Regions from separate parts of the Mus musculus genome. Here region 2 is linked to region 1. The links are chromatin loops, found by intact Hi-C in ENCODE. Cell type or tissue: left cerebral cortex. All regions are shown on one strand. Each heading gives the region's core, and the rest is flanking DNA. Links, peaks and the distances in the headings are about the cores only. Region 1 overlaps Jakmip1 (janus kinase and microtubule interacting protein 1). Region 2 holds the start of Man2b2 (mannosidase 2, alpha B2).

The links. Peaks named below come from ENCODE experiments on the same cell type or tissue, not always from the same donor. Only the 100,000 strongest peaks of a DNase experiment are listed, where the experiment ranks them.
Region 2: a loop joins it to region 1, with 3 times the contacts of the local background. A loop is called at or near these places in 3 of 42 quality-filtered maps.

The regions. Positions count from the first base shown.
Region 1 is chr5:37,118,919-37,124,291 of GRCm38, reverse strand. It overlaps Jakmip1 (janus kinase and microtubule interacting protein 1), which reads right to left. Exons shown (of 21, transcript NM_001347348.1): 10 at 3,268-3,351; 11 at 950-1,012. Among named protein-coding and RNA genes, the nearest start is that of Gm1043, 32 kb to the left of the region's middle. In left cerebral cortex, for the core only: no CTCF peak of the experiment used is centred there; a DNase peak (open chromatin) is centred at 2,644.
Region 2 is chr5:36,827,452-36,832,824 of GRCm38, reverse strand. Man2b2 (mannosidase 2, alpha B2) reads left to right here and starts at 2,176. Exons shown (of 19, transcript NM_008550.2): 1 at 2,176-2,387; 2 at 3,051-3,197; 3 at 4,856-4,961. The coding sequence starts at 2,250. In left cerebral cortex, for the core only: a CTCF peak has its summit at 2,129; DNase peaks (open chromatin) are centred at 1,334 and 2,132; H3K4me3 peaks cover 1,342 bases; H3K27ac peaks cover 305 bases.

The DNA.
Region 1 (5,373 bases), core at 100-5,099:
AGAGAGGCCACCAGTATGTGCAGGTGAGCGCTCCAGGTGGCAGCTATTCTCTCTCCTTCTGTCAGAAGACCAAAGAAGGGCTATCAACCCCAGGAGACACCAGGAAACACTGAGTTTCTTGTGTGGCCTGTGGGACTGAGGTAACAGCCATTAAAGCCTTCCTGACACACAGGGCCCACCAGGCAGCCAAGACTAGCCACCCCTCAATGCCTTAAGGAAGATAAGGTCAGGGAAGGTGACACAGCAGAGCTGGGCCAGATCCAGGCCACCTTCCTGAGAAATGGGCCTTGGCGGTTCAGGCCTGGGCTTTCAGGATGCTGAAGACCCAGGGACCACCCTAGATTCTCTTCTGCTGGCATGAAGTGTGCATAGGGCGTGAGTCTACTGATCACACAGCTCAAATATACTGGGACTCAGAAAGCAGGGAGAAGGAAGGACTGCAAACAGGCATGGGGGAGGGAGGCTCAAACTGCTCTAAATGGGCACTGGGATCATGGTAGCACAGCTTGGCATCTACTTTAACAATAACTGAATGGACCCATCCAAGCAAGGAAAAACTAATCTCCATGCCAACGCACATTCAGACCAACTCCCTTCAAACTTCGCAAGGTATATAGGCTCCAATACAAGAACTGAGCCAGCTGAGGGAACCTGAGGACCTGCCTTGGACTCTGTCTGCCTCAGGTGTCCCCATGAGGAATAGGAAGGCTCCCAAATCAACAGCAAAGGGAGATAGCACCCTTTCCTGTTTTGTAGAGGCACACTAAAGGTTCTAAGACCTAAGGGTTATGTCCCAGAAGACAGACCCTGAGTCCAGTGGGAAAGACCCTTCTCCTGTGAGAACTACTATGTCATGGAGCCCTGGTCTTTGTGGTGTACTGAGGGCTTGGGGCAGGTTGGTGGCCTCTGTGGTTCGGTTCATGAAGCTGAGGCTCTGGCCTGAGCATACCTTCTCCAGCAGGTCCTGGTTTGTCCTCATGAGTACCTGCTTCTCCTCTACCCACGCAGCGTCCTGCAGGAAATACAGGGTATTTATTCACTGGTTCCCGTGTTGACTGAGCCACCAACTCCCAGATATGGACAGTGGCTGTGTGACTTCATCATCCTCTAAACCTTCACAGCCAGGAAAGAACAGGGTTCTTCCAATTGTCCTGAGAGCACAGAGCAGCAGGAGGGGTGACCGGACCACAAGAGGTGAGTGAGCTTATTTAAGGCCCCCTAGCCCCACGTGTGAGATGTCATTCTTTCCTAGCTCTCTCCCCATAGGCTCGAGGTCCCCTGGGCCATTACAGGACACTGCTCCGTGATGGCTGAGTGAATAACCAAAAGGGCTTTCCACCTCCCCACTGGTGCTTTGCTCAACTCCACTCACATGGAGTCTATTAGCACAGCCTCTGTGCTGACACCGTAGCATCCTCAGTGTCAGGCCAGAGCCACGAACACTGGCTCTCCCTCATCAGCATCAGACTGGAGGGGGAAGATACAGGAGGTAAGGGAGCCTTCTCCACCTCCTCCTCTTCTTCTCCCTTCTTCTCCTCCTCCCTCCTCCTCCTCCTCTTCCACCTCCTGATCCTGCCCATCCTAGATTTAGAACAGTCTATCCCCTCCACCTTGCCCCCCATTCCCACTCCACAGGAGCCGAGCCAGTCTCACCCAGTGTTGGAATTCAGCAATGCTCGTTAGCCAAGGCGGACCTAGGATCTGACCAACAGGTGTGCAATGCCCAGAAGACATTTGAAGGTCACCTCCTGGGGCCTTCTACCTAATACCCTGTGTCTCTGCTGACCCATTTGCATACATGCTCTTTGCATGTATGTTTGTGTGGCTGCAAGTCCCTGAGAAGATAGCGCTGTGTCCATCCACCTTCCTGTCTGGTGGACTGGTCACAAGGGTGGCTGCGACCTTTGCTCCACATCTGTGTGTACAAGATGCTTTGCAAGTCAGCTCATCGTCCAAAGGGATGGGGTCTGTTACTCCAGCCTTGAAGCTGGGCTTGGCTGTGATGTGTTTTGCCTACTCAAGTACTAATGAATGTGATGCGAGCAGAGGCCTGGTCAGTATTCGTGATGCTTGACAGAAGGGGGTTCCTCACCCCAGACGACCAGATAAAAAAGCCAGAACACCTATGGGAGGAGGGATAACCAGACCACAAGTGGCAAGTGATCTCATTTAAGGCCTCCTAGTCCCACTTGACCTACCTGACTTCTGCCTAGCCCCATTTGACCTGCCTGACTACTGAAGCTTCAGGGCAATCCAGGCAAGACCAACAGAACAACCATTTACAGAGCCCAGCCTGGCACCAATTCACAGATCTCCGAACAAATCAAACCCTACTATTTAAGCAACTACGTTTAGAGGCAGCTTGTTACACCATACAAACACACACACACACACACACACACACACACACACACACACACACAGAGAGAGAGAGAGAAAGAGAGAGAGAGAGAGAGAGAGAGAGGGGAGGAGAGAGAGAGAGAGGCCAGAGACCTTTCCATATGCCTCAGTCTCTCACTGAGAGCAGGAGCAAGGACCTACAGAAACCCATGCCTGTGCCTGTGCACCAGCCTTTTATAGACCCATATGGGGCCATGTGACTAGTTTGTGCCAGTAAGCTATTCTGAGGCAGTGAAAGTCTCCTCAACCCGCTGACTGTTGCCAGGAAATAAGTTCTAAGATGGCACCTCTGGTACTGGGTCCCTAGGGAACCGTGTAAAATAGAAAGCCCTCTGCTTACAAGAGGCACCAACAAGAAAGGCCTGAGGGCTGCCTCTCTCTGCCTGATGCCCACTGGGCCTGGACTAAGCAAATCAGAGAGGGGAGTCCATGCAGATAACCAATCCAGACTCCCATGGCGAAGTCACAGCCTCAGCCCTTTGCTATGGGCCCTGCCAAGTGGCCCACAGCACTTCAATTACGCACAGGCAATTAAAATCTTGACAGAAAACAGCAGCTTTTCTTCAGGCTCCAGCCCCAGTCAAAAGAGCTTCTGGCTGCGTCTCTGCTCTGAGAGTTACCTTCTGCTTTTCTGATGTGGGCAACCGAGGAGAAGCCAGGCAAGCTTTCAGGGCACCACGCTCTGACTGTGGCAACACAGGTTCACCTGGGGTCACAGGGATTCCTCCACAGAACCGCCCCTTACCCTTGGCACACCAAAGACAACATCGATCCCAGGGACACTGTGGGGACAGAGCCATGAGGACCCCGGGGACACCATGGGGACAGAGCCATGAGGATCACAGAGTGCATGGCCTTCCTGCTTACCTGTCCCTTCTCAACCAGCAGCTTCTCTAAGTCCTCGATTTTGGCCTGGCACCTCAGCAGGTCGGCCTGAAGCTGCTCCCGAGTCTGGAAGTAGAAAGACCAGGAAGTGAGCAAGTCACTTGCAGAGGTAACGAGTCAGGCTGCCGACCAGACTGCCTCCGCAGCCAGAGAGCTTGAGGGTAGGAGGGTCCTGTTGCACGCATGCTCACGTCACAACCACTTGAGGCGTTCTGAAGTCCATCTGCAGCCGCATCCTGCAGTGGGAAGTAAGGGGTCATGGGGGGGGGGGGTGATGGTTCTAACTCCCCCAGTAAAGGACAATCAAAGGGCAGCCTGCAAGAAGAGCCACCCTCTTCTGGGATGAACTTGCCCAAACTGGATGCCTCAGGGTCCCAAAGCCAGCTCTGACAAGGTCAGTGCTTTCTCCTTCAGCAGCATCCAGCTGCTGACAGCTGTTCTACTTGCTTGGGGGTCTAATGGGGCTTTCTGTCACCTACAGCAAAGACCGAAACCTAATACCTCATAAACTAGGCAAGTCATCAAGGAAGTCACTGATCAGCTGACCCTACAGCAAGAAGCAGCAGGCAGGGCACAGCGTAGGCACATACCCTAGTCCCGGGAGGCACAGCTACTTGGCTACAGCCACACATTGACACGGGGAATGTGAAGACACGGATGTGACCTGCTTTCCAGATGTCAGGAACCCAAACTAGGTGTGTTGTCAGAGGCCTGAAATCTTGGCCCTCAGGAGGTGTATCAGGAGTTCAAGGTCATCTGGAAAGTGGGAAAATCTACCTCTTTCCCTTTTCTTTTTAAATTATGAAACAAGGTCTCAAACTATGGCCCAGACTAGCCTAGCACTCACTATGTTGCCCTAGCTGGCCTCCAAGTCATGGCAATCCTCCTGCTGTAGCCTCCAAGTGCTGGGACTACAGATATATACCACCATGTCCCACTGTGCATTTCACTGTGAAATCTCCATTAACTGGGCAAGTGGATGACATTAAAAGACAAGAAGAAATTAAGCACAGATAAAGCCTAGACGTTTTCCTGCTGTGGTCCAGAAAGAAAGACTGGTCATTCATTATGGCAGAAATGGCTACATCCCCTGGGGATCCTGTTCCCTGTGTGTCTGCCCCACCCACACCCTGAGACTGATACCATCCTGATCCCTGAGTGCCAAGTTCATTCTGGAGATGGTTGCTCATGCCCGTGCCTTCCATATTCTTGAGACCTACAAACCACAGTGTCATGTATGCTTTAGGACACCCAAGCCCGTCTGCATGGGGCTCCCATTCTGAGCCAGAGTTGCACAGTCCCAGATCCCGGTTATGTTGGGGACCATCTGGGCATCTTCAAGCAAGTTGCTACTTTCCTGAGTCTCTGTTCCTTCTGCAGGACATGGAATCGATTCATCCCAGCTAATAGGGCTATGGGAGTGAGACAGGGAACATGGGACAGCACTAAACCAGCATGGGCTCCCTGGTGTCTCTGGAACTCCTAGAGGGACATGCAAATACTATAGACTTCAAGGTGGGAGAAGGGTTAGCGGGAGGAAGTTTCCAGAAAAGTTCATCCCAGTACCACAATGTATTTCCTGAACCTGTAGTACCTGTGTCTTGGGTGCTCCAAGAACTCCTGAAAGTGTTTCCTGAAGACACTGGGCATGAGGGGGGAGGAGCCTTGGCTCTACAGGGAGAAGGGTAGATCTGAAGCGTGAAAGGCTGGCTGAGTCTGTAACTTCATCACTTCCTCAAATTCCATTCTATTTTAACTCATTGTGTGTGTGTGTGTGTGTGTGTGTGTGTGTGTGTGTGTGTGTGTGTGTGTTTGTGTGTGTGGAGGTCATAAGCACAACTGGCAAGAATCAGTTCTTTTTCTACCACGTGGGTTCGGCAGATGGAACTAAGGTCATCAGGCCTGGCATCAAGTCCTTCAGCTGTTTGTCTGTCCATCTGCCCCTACCCCTTCAACTCTGTAAGTCTTCTCTCTTGCAAACAGACGGCAGACGAAAAGTGGAGGGTCTAGTTTCACCTCCCTCAGTTTCAAGATTCTAGGTCCCTCCCCTCCTGGTCCCCAGTCTCTGTCCCTCCCCATCAACGAGGG
Region 2 (5,373 bases), core at 180-5,179, 290 kb after region 1:
CTGCCTCTGGATAGAGAGGAGACAGATGTGACACATAGGAAAATGGCCATTTATAGAGGTACAAGGGGAAACCCTGTGTTAGGATGAAGTGTTTAATTTTAATTGTGCATGTTAATTAGGTGAGCCAAAGGGGGCTTTTGATTGCTGGACTTCAATACTTAGATAGCTAGACCTTGGTAGTCAGCCTCTGGAGGAGGAAGTGGCCAAATAAGGGAATAGACCTTGAGGGCTAGCTTTAGGAGTGTAATCTAATGGTTTCTAGCAAGACAGAGGGAATGGGGAGAACGACAAGGACTACCAGAGTCATGCTCACCACCATGCTCAAGACCAGGTCTTGAGTCCCTTCAAGATTTATCCCCTGATGTCACATGAGTAGCAGAGAAAAGAGACAATCTCAGGTCCAGCAGTTAATTCCTCGGGTACCTAGGCCTCCATATTTGTTGAGCTATCCCTGAAGTCAGAATTCACCACCTGCTTCAGTTCGGGGATATTCTCACCTCCAGAGCAGACGTCAGTGCTCTGGGGAAGCAGTGAAGCATGTTGGTGCTCCCAGAGATGAGTAACGAGGAACTGAGCTCAGATCCCAGCAACCATGTAAAAGCTGGGTACCGTGTTGAGAATCTGTAGCCCCAACACAGGAGGCAGAGACAGGAGGCCCCTGGAGCGACTGTCTGGTCAACTTAGCCAATCAGAGAACTCCAGGTCCAGTGAGACATGGTATTTCAAAACACAAGGTACAGCGTGATATAGGAAGATACTCAGCATCAACCTCTGACTTCCACACACATGCACACAGCATGTACATACACCACACAAAAAATAAAACACGGTACAACATTCTAGCTTACGACAATCCAAACATACACTAATGTGATGCTCATATGTTGAGAAATTATGGAAGGAAAATATTAAATATTTGTTTTTGAGAGTAAACCATTGTTTCTGTAACAGCATAGATGTTGTCTATTTGCTGAAAAACAACGCAATTCACAGCATATCTGAACCAAAATGTTCTGGGTGGTGTTTGCTGCATAGAGTGTCAGCCTTCACAGTGCAAAGCGCTAGTGCCATGTGTTCAGATCCAAGGTGGCAGTGACATCATCTGAAGTACCATGAGTGAGCACCGCCAGAAATACCTCCGATTCTTTAGGTTTGAGTGTGTTACTAGACATTCGAAAACTTTACCGTTGCCAAAATTTTTGCAGCCCCACATATGTGGTCACAACACACATAATTTAAGAAGCTATGATTGGGCTGGAGAGATGGCATAGCAGTTGACAGCGCTGGTTGCTCTTCTAGTGGACCCAGGTCCCATCCATAGAACCCTTGTGGTGGTCCACATCCCATTGGCTAACATTTGTCATGCAAAGGAGGCTGGGAAATGTAGTCCACCTGAGTCCTAAAGCGGTGGCCGCACAAGTTGGTAAATGGCTGCCCACTTCTTCATGGAAAGGTCTGACCTCTTGTGGAATCTAGAGGTCTCAGGTCCGTGGACAGGATAGAGAGGGATCTGAGCTTGCTCAAAGAACAGCTTGGGTTTTGGTCGCATTTGCTGAAGGGCAAGTGACAAAACAGGCTAGTCAGAGTCACACCTCTGGCCCCACCACAGCCCAGAAAACCCCAAACTATAGACCACCTGCTGGCCACGGAGGAGCTACAGAGGTGATTCAGGGAACTGCTCTCTTACCAATTGTAAAGTCACCAGTTTTAATTGGCTGAGAGATGGGGACTTCATTCATTTAGATCCCATGTCCCTAGCAACTCATGCCTCCTCTATTATCACATCCCATTTTATGGGGATCAAAGAGATTAAACATCTGCCCCAGCTCACCATCCAAGACCCCAGATTTGATTCTGAACCTACCAACCCTGACCCTTTCGTCGCTGTGTCTGTAAAAAGCCAGTTTCGCTTCCTTAAAATGAACTAAAAAATTTCAAGTCAAGCCACCCTGAGGCTAGAGGTCTGCGTCGGAGAGCGTGTTATCCTGGAAGGTTTCCCTCTGTGTAGACAACAGCGGTCTCCAAGTCTGGAGGTAGTGGCCTTGAGCTGCAAGACCACCATATAGGGACGAAAGCTGCAATACACACTCTAGCCGACAAGGGGCGCCGTACCACACAAAGCTCGTGCCCTGCCCGTGGCTGGCAGCGCTCGCGCATTCCTGCCGACAGGCGGCGCCGCGGGTCCCGGACCCGGAAGTGGACCGCTCTACCCAGGACCCGCTGCCCTGGCAGCGTCCCACTGCCCAGCAATGGGGCCGCTGCGCTGGCTGCCGCTACTCGGCCAGCTGTTGCTGTTGTGGCCGCGGGCAGCTCAGCCCGCCGGCCCGATCCGGGCCTTCGTGGTGCCCCACAGTCACATGGACGTGGGCTGGGTCTTCACGGTCCAGGTAAGTTGGAGCGTTCCTGAGCTCCTTGCACAGTAACTGCCTCCTGCGGAGTGCACCCGACCCAGCCGGGAAGAGAGGCGACCTGGGCTGCAGCACCCCACCCCACCCCCCAGCCTGATCCCCTGCAGTCTGAGCCTCAGCCTCGGGCTGGCCACTTCCTGCCTCGGAGTCCTGATGGCATCTATCTTATTAGACGGTCCCTGCAAAAGTTAAGGCAGAGGAGTGTGTCCCCAAAGTGTGGATTGACAGGTAGCCAGTCTCAGGAATAAGCCTGGAGTACCTTGGGTGGGGTAGGTTTCCAAGCAGGTGGATGTCAGCTGACTACAGGCAACTGGGCTGGCCCTCTGTGGTGCTGACATGAGGGCTAGCCAGTTCAGCTTCCTCTTCACACTCCTACCCAGCCAGATAAGCTTGGTATGGGGCCTGTAACCTCGAGGTTCTTTCTGTTCAAGACCTTGGACAGAGCGGGCAGGGAGAGGCTTTCTGTCCACTGGCTCAGGTTCCTTGTCTATAAAGAGAAAGTGGTGATTCCTGCCACATACCCCTAGGTCTGAGTACACTGGAGGTGTTAGGCACCAGGGTACTTGGTCTCTTGTACTTCTCTTTGGTCCTTTGGACTCATCACCACCCTTGGGGCTGTTGTGATGGCTTCTGCCTCCCCAGGAAAGCATGAGAGCCTATGCAGCCAATGTCTACACTACCGTGGTGGCGGAACTGGTCCGCGGAGGGCAGCGGCGCTTCATCGCCGTGGAGCAGGAGTTCTTCCGGCTGTGGTGGGACGGTGTGGCCTCTGAGCAGCAGAAACAGCAGGTAAGGTGGGGACAGGAGTGTCAGGACATGGGTCCCTAAGGTATCCGAAGTGTGAGAGGAAAGTTCCAGGAGGAGACTAGATAGGGAGTTCCAGATGTGCTCAGGAACATGCTAGCTGTAAAGACAAAACAACAACAACAACAAAAACTAGGCTTGTGGTCAGGGCCACTGCCCATAGACAGGGTGACGTCATCTTTCTGTCTGTTCTTGGTAGGGGACCGGACATACCCCTAAGCTAGGCTAGCATTTCTCCCAAAAGGCAACAGGAATTGGTGCTTAATCAACACCCAGGTGAACTTTGTCCCCTCCCCTATCTGCACACACTGACTCTCCCCTGCCCCTGGCTGGCCGTGTTTGGAACCCCTGTGGCTCTGTGACAGCTTAGTGTCACACAGTACAGAGAATGTGGGCAGGCTGGTGCCTGATCCTGCCACTGGCATCTGTAAGCATGGCTTTCTCTTCTATAAGACAAGATAGCCTGCTCCCCGCCCTCAGACAGCTCATGCCAAGGATTCTGAAGAGACACTTGGGGCTTGCCATTGGCATGTACCAGCTCTGGGGGATTGTTGCATAGACTTACAGGTATAGCCTGGCAGCTACCTCAAGGGTTTATAGTTTATGAATAAACAGGTATGGTTCAGAAACAGGGCTGTCTGACTTTAGAGCCTGCCTCTTCCAATGGGGTCTGTCTCCAACCCTCTGTGAAGGGTGTGGCTTTTGTGTAAAGCCCTAGGTAGGAGTCTACTAGTGCAGTTCCCTGGAGCCCAGGATTTTGTCCGCTGGGAATCCCCAATAGCTAGACACCTCCCCATATGTAATCGGTGCCTTGGGGTAAGCCACCTATAGATTCCACCTTCAGCACACAAGCCAAAAGTAACATAAGACCACTCACCCTCATGCCCAGACTTTTCTCTACCAACCCCTAAATTCACTTACCTAACATACATTCACCAGCAAGACCACACTGAACCCCACATAACAAGGCCTGTCTCCCTCTAAATTGTCAAGCCCCCAAAAAAGACAGGATGAGGAGTTGCTCCTGAATTAAAGGAGCTGAATGAAAGATGACCATTTACGGGGACATGGGGTCCCAGGTTGAATGGTGTGCCAGAAAGGGACTGGCGGGGCAGCCCGAGAGGTTCACAGAGAGCCTGGCGTTGCACAGCAGTCTTAGTATTCTGTTTCCTAGTCATGATGATAGTACTAGGCTTACCATCATCCTCATTCCTCTGGACCAACCACACAAAAGTGCTCAGAGTGAAGCAGGCTGCAGCCGGTTCACCGGAAGTGCTTCAGACAAAATAGAGTCAGGGAATAGACGTGGAAGTGTTCGCTCAAGAGAACCCAAAAATGAGGCCGATGAGTGAGTCTGGGGAGGGGTGTGAGGAAGCACTCCGTTCTGTTCCTTCAGCTTTTTAAAAAAGTTATTTGAAAATTAAAATCACATTTACATGTCCTGACCATGGCCTAGATCCAGGTCTCCGATAGCTGCCGTGGGCTATGTGCCTCTGAGTTCTGGGGACATGCTATGAACCAAGACAGGGTCCTCCTGCCTTTGTGGAGTGAGCCAGGATGAGGTGTTTCATGAGGGTCCTTGGGAAGTGCTGCAGGCTTGGGACCTGTGACCTGACTGTCTTCTTCTGCCTGCCCATGACCAGGTCCGCCAGCTCCTGCATGAAGGACGCCTGGAGTTTGTTCTCGGAGGCCAAGTCATGCATGATGAGGCTGTGACCCACCTGGATGACCAGATCTTACAGCTCACAGGTTTGGACGCTGTGCTCAATTCTTTATCGTTGCTGATAAGTAGCTGAGAAAAACAGCCAAACTGTTGGCTTGGCCTATAGTTTCTGAGGGTTCAGCCTACAGTCCCTGGCTCTGTTGACGGTGGGCCTGTGGTGAGGTCAAACAGCAGCTGAACCATGTGGATAAGGACACTGTTGATTTCGTGGTGGATAGGAAGGAACCAGAGATAACGTGGACCTGCCCCAATGGCGTACATCCCCCAATAGGCCCTACATCCTGAAATTTCCAGTACCTTCTCATGGGAGCAAGCCCCAGTCCATGTGTCTGTGTGGGATACTTCCTATTCAAGCCAAGCCACAGTGGCCACTCTGCCTGTCACTCAGAGGCCTGGAGTGGGTAGAAGTATATGTCTAGCCTCCATGTCCTGACTTCT